Linked DNA regions of Homo sapiens: regions 1 and 2 are each linked to region 3. The links are chromatin loops, found by intact Hi-C in ENCODE. Cell type or tissue: PC-3. All regions are shown on one strand. Each heading gives the region's core, and the rest is flanking DNA. Links, peaks and the distances in the headings are about the cores only. Region 1 overlaps TENM4 (teneurin transmembrane protein 4). Region 2 has its middle 52 kb from the start of TENM4. Region 3 has its middle 71 kb from the start of NARS2.

Region 1 (6,067 bases), core at 1,682-4,181, 150 kb before region 3:
AGAACAGGATTTAATGAAAGCAGCTTAAATCAACATGCCCTGCACTCAACAACCAGCCCTGTATTGAAATGTGAGCTGACAAGTTCCTCAGCACTTTGGTTAGGTTTGTGGAAACAGTGAAGTCAGATTTTATACAAGTGTTTACTCAGTTCCCTGGCTTCCTGGCAACTTGGCTTCCAGTCTCGTCTCAGAAATTCCTCTTTCAGTCCAGCCTCATGCATGTGGTCTTCCTTCCTGATAAATCACACGACATAACTGTTGCAACAGATTCTTATGCCCCAGAAGAGCACAGGACATAGGCCCCAGTGGGACTTCACTTCCTGAGTCACTTGTGAGGATGATACTGATCATGGTGGTGGTAGTGATGGTGGGGGAGGTGGCTACTGCTGTTGCTGTTAAACAGATAGAAAAGAGTTGGAAGCGGGGAATGACTGGCCCTAAGTGACTCAGCTTACCTGAGGCAGTTTGAATTAAATCCAGGCCCTTTGTTCCCAAGTCCTCAGCTCTTGCCTCATGCCCCCTTTCTATCCAAAGAGGTGTTCATGTTGCCATTCTTATCTCTCTTTCTGACAAGCCACAGGATAGAGTAACAAAGAGCCATCCATTTCTTAGTATTTAGCATGTACCAGGCACTGAACTAAGTCCTTTACAACCTTATCTTAGCTAAGGTTCATAAGAACCCTGGGAAGGAAGTATTACTAGTATTACCATTTCCAGATAAGGAAACTGAAGCTCAGAAAGATTAAATTACATACTGGCATCCCTTTTCTCCCCCAACCCTCACCCGACTCATAAGTGGCGGAGTCCAGATTCAAACCACATCTGGCTCCAAGGTCTCTCCTAAACACTATGTTATATTGACTGATGTATTCTAATCAATCTCTCTCTCTCTCTCTCTCTCTCTCTCTCCCCTGTGAACTCTGTGAGGTCAGGGCCTATAAGTATCCCTAGCATAGGGACAAACATACATTAGGTTCTTGGTGATTATTGCATGAATGACTTAACCAGTGAATAGTCAAAGAAAGAAAAAGAGCCCCCTGGAAACACAGGGAAGAGAGGGGCTGCAGCCGAAAGCTCTGTCCAGGAAGATCCCAGCACACTACCCGACAGCGAACCTAATCCCTTCTCTCAGGACTCCACCTCCTCCCCACCTCCTCATAAACCCCTTCCCTCCCACTCCCCACACAGTGTGCTGGGCTAACACCAAATCTCTGTGCTCCTTGTCTGTCACTTCCCAGACCTAGATCATGTTAGTTTCATGCGCAGTGCCAGCCAGCCAGAAGCCCTCCTGGACAAGAGCTGGCATCATTTCACCTCCTTCAAGCCATCTTCCCTAGGGAGCAGGCCTGCTGGGCTGAATGCCTCATCAACTTTTGCATAAAGTGGGTACACTCAGCAGCACTGCTGAGCAGAACAACTCCTCCCATCTCCCCTTCCTTGTGCTTTAGTTGGCTTTTCACCCTCTTGGCTCAGAGCTGTCTCAGAAAAGGGAAAGAATTTAATCTCTTTGAGATGGTCCTTAGAATTGGAAAGGCTCACCTTTCTTTCAGAGCTTAATGGCTTCTAAAGATTTTAGCCTCTGTGGCATTTTCCATGGTACGCTTTCAAAAGCCATCCCTTAGACTCATCATTTGTCCCTGTTGGTTCTCCCTCAGGTCTTCCTTCCCCACCCTTACCCCCATAGCCTCTCTCCTCAGCCTCATAAATTTATTCCTCATTTCCACTGCTATATGAGCTCTCTCCAGTCTTGTCTCCCATAAATGACTTTTATTTGAGAGGGCCCTCTCCCTATATTTTATTCCTTAGGGTTGCTGGCTCACAGAAGCAATACATGGCAGAGATTTTGCCTGTAAAATGCTCATGCTGCGGGTTTATGATTCTTATCATTTGATTGCAATTGAGTTTTGTGGAATAACAGGTGGAGATGTTTTAGAGATTCAGTGGCACAGGTTTGGAGGTAACACGTGCAGTCAGCAAGAATTGCATGAAATTTGGAGTAGGACCAGGCTAGATTTTCAACACTAAGCTTAAGCATAGACTATGGCTAATGACACCTGCCTTGCAGGGTTGTTTTCCAAATCAGATTTCACATGTATATGGTGGCTGCATTCAGTAAGCAGTCAATAAATGAAGTAGTTTTATATAGTTTTAGAATGCATGATTAGATTTAAGTTATCCAAACAGTCCTTAGACTCTAACAAGTGTAATTCTTAGGACAGTTTATACAGTGAAGGTTTGGAGCCAGAAGGCCTGGACCTGAATCTGTGTAACCGTAAACAACTCACTTGCTCTCTCAGAGGCGCAGTTTCCTTGCAGTTTCTGAATCTCTCTACCATCCCCTTTCCCCAGCCCCAACACTGGTCATTGACTCTAGATGAAGAGTCATTATCTAGATCATTGTCTAGATGAAGAGTCAGATAAAAGCTGACACATTAACCCCAAACAACTAGGTCAGTGGCCCACAGCACAAGGGAGTTAGGGTCAGCCTCCTCTCAGCATCACAAGCTTCCTGAGGTCCATTCCAGAGAAGAGCACAACCTCCTCAGAGAGAGCACCCCACAGTAGCTCCAGACCTGCTCCCACGCTGACACATTCACTGCATTCATTCACTGAATCTTTCTGGCCTATCCTGTGTGCTGGGCATTCACTGTTTTAGGCACCGAGGATCAGACAGCCCCACAGCCTGGTCAGGAAATGAGACGCCTAATTATTCAGCATGAGCAGAGCTCTGATTGTTGTGTGTACAGTAGGGTTTGGGAGCACAAAAGCAGAAGCAGTGAACTTGGCCAGTAATGGGATGGGAGAGGAAATGGAGAAGGTTGTCACCAGCCAGAGATCTGTGAGCCAGACCCTGAAAGGGGACTGAAGGGAGGCCCCCTGGTGGCCAAGGAGGAGAGGGCAGTGCAGGCCAAGGGAACAGCGTGTGCACAAGTAGAGAGCATGCATGATCAGCTGGACAGTCGCGGCTCAGTCCAGCTGGAGATAGAAGCTGCAGGGGTGGGTGGCAGGAAAGAAGGCCAGAGGTAGGCAGGATCCAAACCTCGGAGCCCGCTGAATGCTGTGCCGAAAATCTTGGCTTAAAATAATTGTCAATGAACATTGACTGTTGCCCTTTCAGACTCCACATCAGATCTCTTTCTTTGGCTCTCTCAACTCAATCTGGCCTAGATTCTACCTTAACACAGTGGAACCCTCCAGAATTCACACTCAGATCCTCTAAGCTTTCAGTTTATTCTCTATTAATCTCCTCCCCTACCCAAAGGGAAAGAGAATCACAAAGCATAAATAATAACAATAACGACTAGATGGATATGGCGCTGAAAAGCCCTGTTATCAAATTAGGTCACAATCGACAGCAAAATAAACTCAATGCTTTAACAAAAATAAGCTTAAAGTAGCAACCGGGTTAAAATAATTAAAGCTCTAAACATAGCAGTTGCACTAGAGCTAAATTCAATTTTATTTACGAGGCAAAATATAATTACATTTAAATTTGAGGGAACAGAATTTAATTCTTATTAATGACAGAAAGACTGAGTGAGATGCTTTAATGCCAGAGAAATTGTCTTATGTTCATGGATGGGAGAGAAAATTAGATTCAGCATTGAGCATTCTCCCCTGTTACAAGTCTCATTTGTGTAGCTAGAATTGTTCCTTCTCTGAGAAGCATTAGCTTCTCAGTCCAGAAAGCACAGCACCAACATCCAATTAAACATCAAAAGGAAACAATCAAGTTAGGCTATTTCTGTATAGGCATGTTATAGGAGGGGAAACTCAAGGTTAGAATCTCTCCAGAGGAATAATATCCATTGAGACTTGACATTTCCTGTACCCCTTCCCAACAGCAAGTGATAGCCTGAAATCAAAGTTCAGAATAATAAATATCCAGGAGATTGACAGTGGCATAGAGAGGAAGGGAAGTGTCAGAGGGCGGCACGGAAGAGCCTCCCAGTTGCCTGGGAGGTAGTGTGGCGGTTTAGACACAATGAGATGGTCAGTTCCTAACATTTAATCAAAGACTGGAAAATTGGGCCCAGACAAGCATGCTGCTAAATACTGCCAGAGTTAAAGGTTGATAAACCAAGAGCTGGCAGATTTGTAATTTAGTAGAATTTCCCCTGACAGCCCTGGAACGTTTTCTATCAGAATTGGATCTCTTCAGTATGCAAATATAAGCCCTTCTGAAATTGGGCTTCAGAATGAAGTTTCTATTTGGATGCCCAAGCTGATATCTTGTACAAAATCTCTAGTTGTCTTCCTGAATCAAACTGCTGTTATTATAACTTGTAATCTTAAAAAAAAACTGTTCTTTCAATGGAAATTTTATATTTTACAGAGCTCCTTCATGTACGTGCTTCATGACTTATTCAAACAGCAAATACATTAACCTCTGACATTGCAGATGGTGTTACTCCCAGGAAACCAGGGTCCAGAGAACTTGCGTGACTTGCTCAAAGACACTCTGAGAAAACAATGATTCACTTCCAGGCTTCTCTGGCTTCAGAGCCCATGTTTATCCTCTGCACAACTCTGCCATTGGCTATTACCAAGGTTTGTGCTGAAACTGCCAGTAAATCAGGTATCAGGTTTTGGATAGCACTTCATTTAGTAACACTGCCAGAGGAACCATGTAAATTGGATCATGACTTTGGTGTACTAATATTACTACAAGGGTTTCAGAAAAAGAACAATTGCTCTCAACCAATGGTCAGGGAAGCTTCTTGGAGGAAGTGGAATTCAAGGTGGTGGTGGAGGTTGGATATGAGTAGGTAGTGATAAAAGGAAGAGGCAAGCACCTTGCAACAGCCAATTGTAGAAGTCAAAGATTTGCAACATATACAAAGATGGGAGATCAAGGCATTTTCTAGGAAAGATGAGTAGCTTGAAGTGGCTTAGCTTTTAGGATATTTGTGGCAGTAGTGAGAGGGGGAAAAGATGAGGAAAGCCAGCATGAATAATCTTGAAGGAGTTTAGGTTTTTTCTGTCTTTGGGAGCCACTGAGAAGTTTTAGGCGGAGGTGTGACAAGGTCAGGTTTGGTTTTAGAAACCTACTCTATTGTCAGCATACAGTTGGAGGTTCTTGGGGGACAGCCAGGTGGAAGTGTCCAGGAAAGAGTTAGATAGATGAGCTTATGACTGAGTGGAGAAATGAGCCTTTTACAAAAGGTTATTAGGGTCAGAGGTCATTAGGAAGAGAGTGTAACATCAGCTGTCTCTTCATTTCACCCAGTTGGGCCCTTTTAGTGGGGGTCAGGTTGTGTTCCAGTCCTGGCCGAAAATACACATCCCAGTCTCGTTATTTGGCTTCCTTGCTCACTAGTTCTTTCCTGACTTGTTATCCTTCTGCAAAGTCAGCTCCTATTTGGAGGCCTCCTCCAAGCTGGGTTTGAACTCCTCTAATCAGGAAGCCAGATACTCTCCAATTAAGAGGAATAGCAGTGGCTTACTGCTTCCTGTGGTAGGTGCTTTGTAAAGACTTGAAAATCTAGTCCTGGGGGAATAGATGTGGAGACCTGCTCTGCACCCACATACTGGAATCCACTTTTCTGCTTGGTTTGAAAGCTCTCCAAGCTCCTTGAATGAGGTGAAAGGCCGTGTGGTTTCCAAGGCTCATTAACTTTCCGCCATCTCGATCCGTGGAACAGAGCCATGGCTTGAAGCAGCTCTGACTCTCGGGTGATAGGGAGGGAAGTTGAAAAGCACAGGAGAGTAGCTTGGGTTTGGCCTCAATGTCTAAAGGAGACTAATTACTGTAAGGAAGTCAGAGGTTCCTTTGCTGTACCTTCTTCCCCTTCTGGCTTCTTCCTGAAACCTGCACTGAGACTGAAAGCCATCTGTCCAACTTAGTGAGGGAGGCAGGGAGACAGCGTGGGTGCCATACTTTCAGAATGCTAATTTGTACAAAATATATGGAGATCTGGTCTGTGGGAGAAAAAGCTAACTTTTAATTAGCCTACTGTGTGCTGGGCATGGTGGCTGGCATTGTGCACATTTACACACATAGGCAGACTTGAGTTTCTTGTGGATACGAATAATTTCATATAATCTCGTATCCTCAGCCCCTAGG
Region 2 (6,067 bases), core at 1,215-3,714, 850 kb before region 3:
CCTCAGATATTGTACAAACTAAATAAGATTATGACTAGGAAAAGCACTCAGAAAATGTAAAGTCTTCAGTTATGATAATTACTGTTACATCGATTATAGATGAGCAAGGCTGGGTCTAATGGGGAAATTACTTACACAAATAACTAATACAAGGCATATGTATGCTTTACTAGGGTTATTGGGTGCTGAGGAAGACTATAATGAAGAAAAGGCTCATTCCAACTGGGGAAACTGGAGAAGATAGAGTTATGACTATTAGGGAGTGACGCAAATGGTGGCAGGGAAAGAAATGAATGGTATAAGATTATTGCAGGGGCTGGACGTGGTGGCTCATGCCTATAATCCCACCACTTTGGGAGGCCGAGGTAGAAGGATCACTTAACTCCAGAAGTTCAAGACCAACTTGGGCAACACAGCAAGACCCCGTCTCTAAAAAAGAAAAGAAAAAAAAAAAAGATTGTTACAGGGAACCAAATTCAAATAAGTCCCCCGAGAGTGGCCAAAGCAGAAAAGGGCGATGCTGGAGGACCCGTTTGCAATGACCATCTGGCTTGTTAGAACTGATAAAAGGTAAAATGAGAAATCTACGTCTATGGCATTAAATTACTCCTCCAATGACCAGGTCTGTGAACAGCAGACTTTCCTTGCTGCAATCTCTCAAATATCCAAAGACATTATTTCAATTTATAAAGAAAAGTCATTTTAAAACGCCACTAAAAGCAGGCTTCAGTGAGAAATGTTCAACATGGCTCAATTACATTATTAAATCTCATTTTATTATGTGTTATGAAGGGCAGTATGGTATTCTGCAAAAATGAAACAGGCTTTGTTTTGTTTCTAACTGGGGAGTGGGGACAAGGGTATTCACTGTATTCATCTTAAACCTTTTTAGATTTTTTGAACATTTTGTAACACATTTAGAAGAATTAAAAAATAAATAGACTCTGGAGGAAGACCTGAGACCAAATATTGGTTCCACTGCTTCCTGGCCGTGTGACCTTGAACAAGCTATTTACATTTCTGGGCCTCAGTTTACTCTTTTGTAAAGTGGCAATAATCATGACTACCTCACAGGTAGTTGTGAGAATGAGAGGTAATGCAGGTTAGTATTTCCTATCCATGCCGCAGAATCGAACTCAACGAATGTTTAGCAAGAACTAAGTAATGTCCAAGAGATAAGAAAATCATTCAGAGAAGCAAATCCTGGTGGAATCAGAGATGCTGTTGCTGCTGTTATTCCACAGTGATGTACAAGAGTCATTTCCTTCTCTGAGCCTGTTTTCTCTTGTAGAAAGCACAAGTGTTTATCTAAGATTGCAGAGTAGCAAAAAACAAAAAACAAACAAAAAATGCTCTTTTGCTTGCCAGCCTCAATCAAAAGCTATAATCATCTGGGCATTTTGTGGCAAAGATGCTGAAGCCATATCTGGATTCACTAGAGAAGACATATCATCAGTGTCTGCCATGGGCAAGGTTGGGGAAATGGCAGCATGAAACACTAATATTTGCTCTCCAGACTTCTGGGGAAAATACTGACCATGTCACTTAATGACAGCCCCTCTTCTGAAAGTGTTAACACATACGCACACAACCCACCACCACCACTAGTTCTTTGGGCCAAATTAATAACTAAATAGCTCTTCTGAATTTTGAGAGCTATGGGTAGTCTCCCTTATTGCACTAGTGCCTTAGCTGATAGCAAGCGTTTGTCTATGTGACTCTGTCTGTTCCTTTAGGCCCTGAGCTCCTTGAAGGCAAAGGCTAAGCCCTAATCATTTTTCTAAAACCACAGAGGAGGCAGCATATCGTAATGGAATGAGCTTTCACTCTGGTCGGCTTCCGGTCCCCCCACCCCAAGAACCCTCAGACCTCGGACAAGTGATTTAACATCCTAAACCTCAGTTTCCTCATCTGTAAAATGCAATGAGAGCTTCTCTTGGAGTAGTTGTGGGAGCCAAAATGGGGTTGGGACTGAGAGACCAAGTAGAAGGCCACCCCAAGATTCAGAGAGGGGAGAGGAAGGCCTATGGAGGAGCAAGGATGGGCAGTGCACTGTGTCAGGAGCCAGGAGCACCAGGACAGATCCAGGGTGAGGCTGGATGGGTTGGCACAGACCCGGGGGATGAGGCCCAAGAGGTGAGTGGAACCAAACTCTCCACTGAATGCACTTGCCACCTCTTTCCTGTTACCCTTTGTAAGCCCCTCCTCAACTCTTGGGAGCATATATCTGATGCAGGCTTGAAGATTGGTAAGAATACTGACTCAGGTTGGAATAAGATGACCATGACTGGTTTTAACAGCAATGAAATTTCCAAGCCAAGCGCAGGTGGTGAAGTGGATACAGCTCCCCAGAGTTGCCTTTGCTCCTCCCGGAGGCACCGGAGGTCAGTGGTCTCAGCAGCCTGAAAGGATGGAGAAATCTGCGGTTCCAGGAGCCACAGTTCCCTAGATGGCAGGCTTATTTGTTCTTGGATTGCAGGACCTGCTGGAGGGTCAGGGAGGCGGGCTTGGCTAAAGCCTACCACAAGGGGGAGCCCAAGAGACTAAGGAGAGGGTGGCCGAAGCCAGGCGGGGAGAGGGGGCACCAAGGACTACCTGAGAAGGTAGGTGGCTGCCTGAGTCCTGGGGCACACTGGGGTTGCCCTCAGAGAAGCTACTCTGTCTCAGGCGCAAAGACCGGGACCGGGCTTACACCACAGTGGGCAGATGCAGGAATGGGATAGGATGCAAGGATGCAAGGTGCCGGTTTGAGAGCACATCCCGCCAAGCTTGTCCATGCCTGTAAGGTCAACCCTGGCTTTCCCAGCACCCTCTTGCAGAGAGGGTCGGCTAGGCTTAAGTGAACAGGATGGGGGTGAGGCAGAAGCAGGGGACTTGATAAAGGCCCCACAAAACAGTAATATTTATTTCCCACAAATATGCCATACATTCATGCACGACGGAGAAACAAGATTTTGTTCCACTTAGAGCGTATTCTTCTTAATACTGATGAGTTGTAAGATGAACATTAGTGAGACATAAAAATTTTGATCATGATAACAACAATAATAAAAAAGGGTTTAAATTCGTACAGCACTTTCTACTTTACAAAATGCTTTCTCATTCATTAGCTCTGTGAGCCTCATAATAGCTCCCTGAGGAAGGCAAGATGACTATCATTATTCCATTTTATGGATTAGAAACAGGCTCACAGAGGTACAGCGATTGGCCTGAGATCACACAGCTGGTGGGGGCCTGAGATCTTTACCCCAAGTCCAAGGCTTTTTCCAAAGTCTTCAGAGAGAGGCTTAATCACCCTCAGATCTCTGCCTGCCCTGAGCTGTCCTTCCAGAGGACAGCATGGGAGACATCCCGGTAAGCCTAGTGAATGGACCATCAACCCCACAGTCTGGCTCCCACCAGCCTCTCTGTTGACGGAGATCTGGCCCGTTAGACCTGAAACACATTGCTGGGTACTGTCTCCACCAAGACTGCTCAGAATATAAGCAAAGCTAACTGCAGAAGTTCCAGAATTCCATCCTCCCTCTGTAACTGTTTGGTGACGATACTGTCATCTTCAATGACAGCTGCATGTGTCACCCCTTCAGAAACAAAGTTGCTGAAAGTGACAGATATCAAAGTTGGGAAGAGCAAAGCAGAGAGAAACACGGAGAGACGGACAAAGGATGAGAGAAGGCAGGGAGGGTAGAATTTGGAGAAGAATAGGAAAGAAAGCGCAAATAATGGAGAGGAGGTGAAAAGAGGTAGGAGAGAAAAAGAGAAGAGAGAAAAACCCAGTTTGAAAGCTAAAGGAGTAAAAGTGAGAGAGACTCAAAGAGAGAGAGAGAGAGAGCACGTGGCTTTGAAAGTAGCAAGATGGAAAGCATTTATTAAGAGTGGCTTAAATATCTTATTCTCCAGTCCCAAAATGTACATTTCCCTTTTCCTTGTGAGTTAATCAGGTTTAAACCAATTCTAAGACCTGAAGGGTTTGGCTTAACTGCAACAAAGAATGTTTCCCATGGAGCTGACCTCTGTCCAGTCAATATGTAAAAGTGCCAGAGGACAGGAGATTAAGGAGATGTGCTCACACAGGCAAGGCCAGCCAATTTTACACAAAAGGTCACTCCGCGTCCTCAGTAGGGAAGAAAGCTGCACCAAAACAAGTAAGAAGGGTCCCCTAACATCCCCACAGTTTGTGACTCAAGAGGCCAACAGAACCACTTCCCACATCCTCTCGGTCTCCTGTGCCCCCAGAACCATGTGGCAGGCGTGGAGAGGGGCTCACAAGCTAAATTTTCATGGACTGAGAGATTGGGGGTGGGGCAGAAGCCTGGGGGGCTGAGTTCTCCTGCATATTGGGGCCATGTAGACATACCCTGCGAGATGGTAATAATTCTAATAATTGCTCTAATAATAAATGCTCTTATTTTGTCTCATCTGGTCTTTACTATGCACTACCCCATAATGGATTTCTTCCACTCAGGACTCCACAGGCAAGTGGCAACAAGATGGAAGCCACATGGCATCTTATGGCCTAGCTTAGGAAGGTACCTAGTATCACAACCAGTGCATTGTGTTAATCACAAGTGTCCTACCAACCCACCGAGATTCAAGGACAGAGAAATTCAAGTCCAGCTCTTGATGGGGAGGGAGGACAGCAAAGTTCTAGAAGAGGATGTCAGATGAGAGATATTAATGTGGCCATCTTTGGTAAATACAATCCACTAAAACTCTTAAAATACTTTTTTCTCTCTAATCAGCACCACAATTCTATAAGGTAGAATTATCCCCCATTTTAGGGATGAGGAATCTGATCTTAGAAAAGTTAAGCAATTTACCCAACACAACTCAACAAGCAACTAGCAGAGCAAGAGTTTGAACCCAAGTAGATTCCAAAGCTCCTGCTCTTCTTACTACATTTTATTGCTTTCCTAAAATAAGAATTAAAATGCTTGCACACAGCTCTTACAGTCCCTACTATATACCAGGCAATGTCTTAAACATTTTTGTTCTTTATTGAAAAAAAAATTGCTACTATTTATTGAGGTTACTATGTGCAAAGTATTGTGTCAAATACAGCAGGTGTTGTATCCAGTCCTCAGAACAACAGTCATAAGAGGCAAGAATAATGCCTATTTTATAAAAGAAGAAACTGCAGAGAAAGATGATATACATTACTCAAGGTCACAACAAAGTGAGAAAGTTCCTTAGCTAGGAATCTACCTTGTGTTTTCTGAAACCAGAGCAGGTTGGCAGGCAGAGAACGGTGGGTGGGAACCACTGGTTCTGCACCAAGACTATGAGAGTACAGAGGAGATTCAAGATTTCTTTCCGAGTGGCCCAAACTTTGCTGTAGGGAAATGGTGCAGGAGCTAGAGGAGCCTGTGCAAAACTGGACAGACACCCTGCATCTCACTTCCAAGTAATTTCAGAATTTTAAGATATCAGAAGATAACCTTACCTTCTCTGAGCTAGACAACACATAGGGGTAAGAAAGTAAATCAAAAGTATCCCCGCCCTCAAGGGGACTACCAGTCCAGGGGGAATATAAGATGAACACACCAATAAGTAAATGTATGGAAGAGATTGTAAGAAGTACTGGTGTAGAGCATAAAGAAAAAGGTATTATTGAAGGAACAAGAAGGAAGCAATCTGTCTAACTAGAGAGATTAATGAAGGCTTCTTAGAAGAAATGGCACTTGAATGAGATCTTGAAAGACAAAGAAGACTTAATAGTACAGAGATAAAAGAACAAAGCATTATTTTCTTCACCTCCCACCTCTACTCCTTTGCAGAGTCTTAGCTTCAGAGAGCTATCTCTTTAGAGATGATTAAATCATACTAATGTGTGAGTGGCTGGTTGCTTCATAAGATATTTTCACCTGGGGGAACTCAGAGCAGGCCAAGAATCCTGTTTGCATAAAGGACATAGAAACTCCTGGGGAAAATATTGAAGGAAACCTATGTAACCTCTACCCAAGTTCCTAAAATGCTAAGATTTAGACCTCACCCCACCCTTCCCCCCAAAAGTGAGATAGTATAAGTTAAGACCCTTGCTTTCCAAGAGTGGAAATTGCCAGAGACA
Region 3 (6,067 bases), core at 2,129-4,628:
GACCAGGAACAATTGCTACCTCCTTTTTTCTCCTCTTTCTGTTGTGGGTCAGGGAGTTCCCCATAAACAGATCCTGAGATAAGGATGTGTCTGAAAGTAGGTTACTAGGAAGTGGTCCCAGGGAAAATGGGTACACAAATAGAGATGAGGGAGAGGAAATAGGGAGGGCCGATCAAGGGTGTGAAAATCCAGCAAAGTTCCAAGAGAATAATTTTGGCTAAGTCCTGCAGGAGAGTTGTGGAAACATAACAAGTCACACCTGGGAGTTTTCCCCCTGGGGGCAGGCAGCTGGGCTTTTGACACCTCTGCACCTGCCAGTCATCAGTTAAGGGCTGCTCCTGGGACTGTCTTTACCCAGGCACTTCTGGCTCTCCGTGCACTCAGGCAAAATGAGCTCTGGCAGCCTGAGGACAGCCTGCCTACAAAGACTCCCAGGTGTTAGCTGCTGGGAATGAAAGCACACAGGCTTCATTCATTTCCATCCAAGAGGGTTGAAGGAGTCTCACAGCATCTACTGAAATCTCATATCCTACGCCGCAGTAGGCACCTAGTAAATGCTGGTTGCTTATTGGCTAGCAAAGGATGCATCCAAGAGAACAGGACACAATAATCACGTGCATTAAAGCTGACGCGGGGTGGGGGGACCCCACCTATTTGGTTTACCACCGTATCCCTGGTACCTGGCACAGGAACCTTGTACACAGGTTTGTTAGATAAATGATAAATGGATCTCCCCATGGTGATGTTGTTATCTGAGAGCTGCTCCAGGTCTCCCTAGTTCCCCCCATCAGTTCTTGCCTGACTCAGCTGATGCTGCCTGAGACCACAGAGCTCAGGAGGAGCTCACTGGGGCTTCATCACATGGTGACCCACCTCACTGAGCAAGTGCCACCCAACTGTTAGGCCCAACATCTGCCCTGTTCTCTCTAATCAGATGCTTTTGAGGACAAGCAGTGTGGCTCAGTAGACACGATAGGTGTGGGCTGCAGACCCAGTACTTCCTACATTTAATCTCATTTGAACCTACAACAAAATTCATGGTAGGTATTATTACCTTCCATTTTGCAGATGAGCTTTATAAGACCCAGAGATGGTTTGTGCTATTAAATGATAGAATCAGCATCAGTCCAGATTTACCTAACTCCAAGTTCTAGGCTATCGATCTTACATCTTAAAGCTCAGGAGTGAGGGAGTTTCTGATGTGACAGGCTTCATACATTGACATCTGAAGATGGACAACCACCTTTCCAGTGCCCAGAAAGTCACCCATCCACAGGCACAAGGCTCACCTGAGACTTCGCTCAACTCCAAATTTAGGGCTGGCTCCAAAGGCGTGCGACCTGTGTAGTCACACAGGGTCCTGCGCTTAGGGCCCACTCTTGGTTTAATGCTCTGCTGTTGCCATCTTGAAACACTTAATTTTTGAACAAGGTCCTGTGTTTTCACTTTGTACTGGGCTGTGCAAGTTATGGAGGCAGCCCTGTCCACACTGCTTACCCAGTGTGAACAAACTTTCAGCATTCTAGGACATTCTCAAGAACCTGAGGCAGAGGATGAGCCCTGGAGCCCCCCAAATGGGTGGGGAAGCTGTGGGCAGGAAAGCCCTTCCATACATGTTGGGTCAGGACTGGATAGAACCAGCCGAGACCTTCCCACCAGCTCCAAGCCAGGAAACCCCCACTCAGTGGTAAACATCTAAGTCCATTAAGTGGCAAAGACTTGGAGCACAGGTAAAGACTGTGGGGCACAAAGAAACTACAAACCTGTTCTGCCTAGGGGAGGATAAATCAGGAGAGGCTTCTAGAGGAAGGCAACCCCTTAACTGTTCAAAGAAAGAAATGAAGAAGAGCATTCCAGGTGGAGGGTGTCGTAGAGTTAAGGTACCAATGTGTCCTGCGGGTGGCTTGGCATATCGTGGGGGAGCCAGGGGAGGGGCCTTAAGAGTTAGGGCTGAACAGGTGGGCAGAGGCCAATCAGGTAGACTTGACTTTTCCTCCTCCTCCTCTGGTTTTCTTAAATATTCATGCACACACCATGCACATTCTCCTGGGTTAGTCTCCATTTCCACCCAAAATCTTGCCAGATGGCTGGGAAGCATTTATATGAGAAGCTTTATTTTCTCCAGCTAGGCGTTTATCTGCTCTTCCACTCTACTGTACAGGACAGGTGATGTATTAACACACCCCTGATTTCTTCACATTGATAACGCCACCTAGTGGCCACCTGTCACACTTTCCCATTCCTCCAAATTGATAGGCAGAAAAACATGGGTGAGATCAGGTAAGATCATGCTCATCCCTTGTCCTGCTCCTGTACTTCCTAGAGTTCAGACGACCTCCATAGGAGAACCCTTTCGACCTGTACAACAGTCCCAAGGTTCAGCAATGACTCTCAGATGATGCCCTAAAAGCACCTCACACTCTCACACCAGAAAGGAAAAGCAGGAAAATTAGCTCTAGCAGTCCCTACCTTCCCTCTGCTCCCTGGGCCAATGTGAAGAGGATCCTTCAGTTCTGAATGTGGTGCCCCCAGCACCATACAGACAACTACAGAGGCTGCTGCTGTGCCTGAGGTTGGAAAAAGGTGGACAAAACAGCACTCACGACTCATGGGGCTTGGAGAGATTTAACTTAGGCATCTTTAAACAATCAATGATGCTAACAGCAATAACAAGCAGAACAAGGAGGAGGAGAAGGAGCTATTTCTTGAGAGCCATTCCCTCTATCAGACAACCACACTAGGCCTTTTACACTTCTTCCTTGAATGCATTTTTGTAAGTTCATTAAATCTTTCCCACTGCAAGGAAAGCTTCAGATGGCAATTAACATGTACTGGGTGCCTACAATGTGTCAAGCAGTTTCCTAGGCACTTTGAATGCATTTGCTCATTTATTACTCACCACAGTACAACAAGAGAGGTACTGTTAGTATCCAATTTTCAGGCGGAGAGGCAGGCACTTGCCAAGGGCATGTGAGGTAGCAAGCAGATGGAACTGGGAGTTGAAGCTGAGCAACCTAGTTCCAGGCTTGCACGATTCATCACTACCCAGACTCCCTCCTAGGCTGAGACAAAAAGAAAATGTGTACACCCTGTCCTGGAATTTACTGGTCTACTTAGGAAGAGAGATATATAACTGAAGATCCATAAGGCATTCACTTATTTACTCATTCTGCAAACTTTCCCTCAAGGACATCTTACACCAGGTGTGGATGAGTGTGTAGGTGTTAATTCCCTCAGTCTGGTGGGAAGAGAAGCTAAGCCAGGTTGTACCTGCACACCAGTGATTCAGGATGAGGCAGCAGGCACTGGGACTCACGGGATGAGAAACAGAGTTTGGGGACAGCTGGCCAGGCAGTGCCCAAGCCCTGGTCTAATGGGGTCTGAAGAATACCTCTCTGCCCAGCAGATAAGGAATTCTCAGCAAACTGCTAGCCCTTATTATATCTAAAAAGCTCCACCGATTCTCTTCCTTTAGCTTTATCCCTCCTACCTAGGAAGAGAAGGTGAATACTGTCTGATGGGTGGTCAAGCAGGACCTAGCCTCTTGCAGCAAAAACAGAACTAGCTCTTCCTGGGTCCAAGGCTCCAGATAAACTGGCCTGAGCTGCCATCTACCGGCCAACTGTGCACACTGCAGCAGATACTGCCAAGGCCACCTTCTTGACCAGGTGCAGAGGGATGGAGGACTAAGGTGGCTGAATTCCTTAACTGTTAAGACAGGGGGAGGCTGTCATCTCCTAGTGTGTTACAAACAAAAGGAGACTGAGACTCTGAGAGGTGGCACAAGGTAGTAATCATTTCCATTGACCATTTGCCAGGCACTGTGAAAAGCACTTCACATTGCTCTTCTAATTGAATCTTAAGAATCTCGTGAGTACTATTACTTATCCCCCCTTTATGTGTTGTGTTTCTGAAGTCTCTCCATTCTATAATAGTTTTCCCTTCTTTTTAATGCTATTTATTTATTAAAGAAAAAGGTTATTTGTACTCCAGGATATCTCACAACCTGGATTTAGCGGCTAGTTCTTCATGGTGTCACTTTACTTGTTCTCAGGCCTCATAATTCCTAGAAGCTGGCATGTAGCACTAAAGGCTTAATTAAATTCAGGTTCAATTGTTTTAAGCAAGACTAACTCATAGGTACTTTCTATTACATCTAATGGGGGACACATAGTGTTTGATTATTCTACTTCTAGTGATAAGATTTGGTGACGTTAAATAAAAAAATGCTGACTTCTTAGTCTATTATTCCTTCATTAACTGGAACTCTTCTTTAAATAAGTAAAATATCCAAGTAAGTGGAGCAGTTAGAGAACCTGCACAGGCTGCATAGAGCAGCTATGTGGAGCCGAAAAGCAAATAGTGGCAGCCAGATTGGAGAAGAACAAAATTTGGAGGGCCACTGAACTGGCAGAATTCACCTCCCTTTTCCACTCTGGTATCCCCACGCCTTGACTCAGGTAGTTGAAAGTCCAGAGGTGCGCATCCAAAAGAAACCTCTATTTCACCTCGAGGAGTGGGAAGGGGCCCCCTGAGAGTGGCAGCATTAACAGCGGAGGCCCATAGACATGGGGGAAGCTTCTCTCTGATTGGAGGAGCGGGGGTGTCAAGAGTATGGGTGAACCTCCACTACATTTTCTCTCTGTCCTTTCACCAATTGGTCCTAGATGCAGGTGCAGTAGCTGCAGCAAGTGTGTGTCAGAGAGAGGCAAATAAAGCCTGAGATTTCTGGCTGGAAAACCTAAAATGTGGGCCTCAGGGCAATGAAAAATACCAAGGGAGATGGTGATGATGGAGAAGCTCAAGACAGTGGTAAAGTCGTTTGTGAATGCCCAGACTCATCCCTGAGCATCGCATGCATAGATCTGATCCTACGCAGTATGCCATAAACTTTGAGAACTGAACTCAGAAAAGAGTCCGTGGCTCTGGTCCCAGACTGCCCATTGGGTGGCACACATGCAGAACAGATTTGAATAGCCTGACAGTGTCTTGGAAAACCAAGCAGACATTGAAACCACAATCTATAGAAGGTTGGTCAAAACATGTTCTGAACCCAATCTAGTCAAATGCTTGCAAAAAAAAAAAAAAAAAAAAACTCTCCATAGAATTAAGATCCAGTGTTATAACATTTGAAGTAGTCAAGACACTTGGCCTATGAGGAAAATCTTAGCCAATACTGAGATGACACATATGTTGACCTTATCTATGAAAGACTAAAGCAGCAATATAAAAGTGCTCCAAAAGTGAGAAGGAACATACTTGAAACAAATGAAAGGTATGAAGTCTCAGAAAAGAAATAAAATATATAAAGAAAAACCAAATGAAAATCTGACAACTAAAAAAACACAATGACCAAAAGTTTAAACATTCACTGGATGGGCTCAATATGGCAGAATGGAGATGACAGAAAAAGAATGAATCAGCTTGAAGACAGACATTTTAAAATAGCCAATTTAAACAACACAGAGGAAAAAAGACTGGAAACAATGAATACAGCCTCAGGGATGTATGGGACCACATGAAAATGTCTAATTGTGCCATTTGAGTCAGAGAAAGAGAAGAGACAGTGCAGTGCAGAAAACATGCTTACAGAAATAAAAACTGAAAACTTTCCGAATTTGGAGAAAAACATAAACTTACAGATTCAGGAAGCCCCGGAAACTCCAAGCAAGACAAATTCAACGAAATTCATTCCTAGACATTATAACCAAACTACTGAAATTAAAAGCAAAAGAAAAAAAAAGAGAATGTCCGGAAAAAAATAACACATTACTTATACGGAAACAATGATTCAAGTGACTGTGAACTTTGCATCAAAACCCATGAAAGCCAGAAGACAGAACATTCTAAAGTGCTCAGAGAAAACAAATGTCAACTCAGAATTCTAAGTCCAGTGAAAATAACCTTTAGGAATGAAGGTAAAAGTAAGAATTCACAAATGAAGTAAAACTAAGAGAATTTTTCATCAGCAATCAGCTCTGCAACAACTGCTCAGGGAAGTTCTTCAGACAAAGGAAATGATAACTGGACAGAACTCTTGGAACATCAGGAGCTGGAAAAGAGCAAC

What was found. Hi-C counts contacts between places; a loop is a spot of excess contacts. Peaks named below come from ENCODE experiments on the same cell type or tissue, not always from the same donor. Only the 100,000 strongest peaks of a DNase experiment are listed, where the experiment ranks them.
Region 1: it touches region 3 in a loop (11-fold over the local background); 17 of 110 quality-filtered maps call a loop at or near these places.
Region 2: a loop joins it to region 3, with 28 times the contacts of the local background. A loop is called at or near these places in 61 of 110 quality-filtered maps.

The regions. Positions count from the first base shown.
Region 1 is chr11:78,795,579-78,801,645 of GRCh38, reverse strand. The region is part of intron 15 of TENM4 (teneurin transmembrane protein 4); the gene reads left to right. Among named protein-coding and RNA genes, the nearest start is that of NARS2, 220 kb to the right of the region's middle. In PC-3, for the core only: CTCF peaks have their summits at 2,676 and 2,882 (motif pointing left); a DNase peak (open chromatin) is centred at 2,845; H3K27ac peaks cover 2,500 bases.
Region 2 is chr11:79,490,201-79,496,267 of GRCh38, reverse strand. No RefSeq gene overlaps it. Among named protein-coding and RNA genes, the nearest start is that of TENM4, 52 kb to the right of the region's middle. In PC-3, for the core only: a CTCF peak has its summit at 2,519 (motif pointing right); a DNase peak (open chromatin) is centred at 2,497.
Region 3 is chr11:78,642,944-78,649,010 of GRCh38, reverse strand. No RefSeq gene overlaps it. Among named protein-coding and RNA genes, the nearest start is that of NARS2, 71 kb to the right of the region's middle. In PC-3, for the core only: CTCF peaks have their summits at 2,228 (motif pointing left), 3,404 and 3,622 (motif pointing left); DNase peaks (open chromatin) are centred at 2,210, 3,140, 3,290 and 3,590; H3K4me3 peaks cover 588 bases; H3K27ac peaks cover 1,509 bases.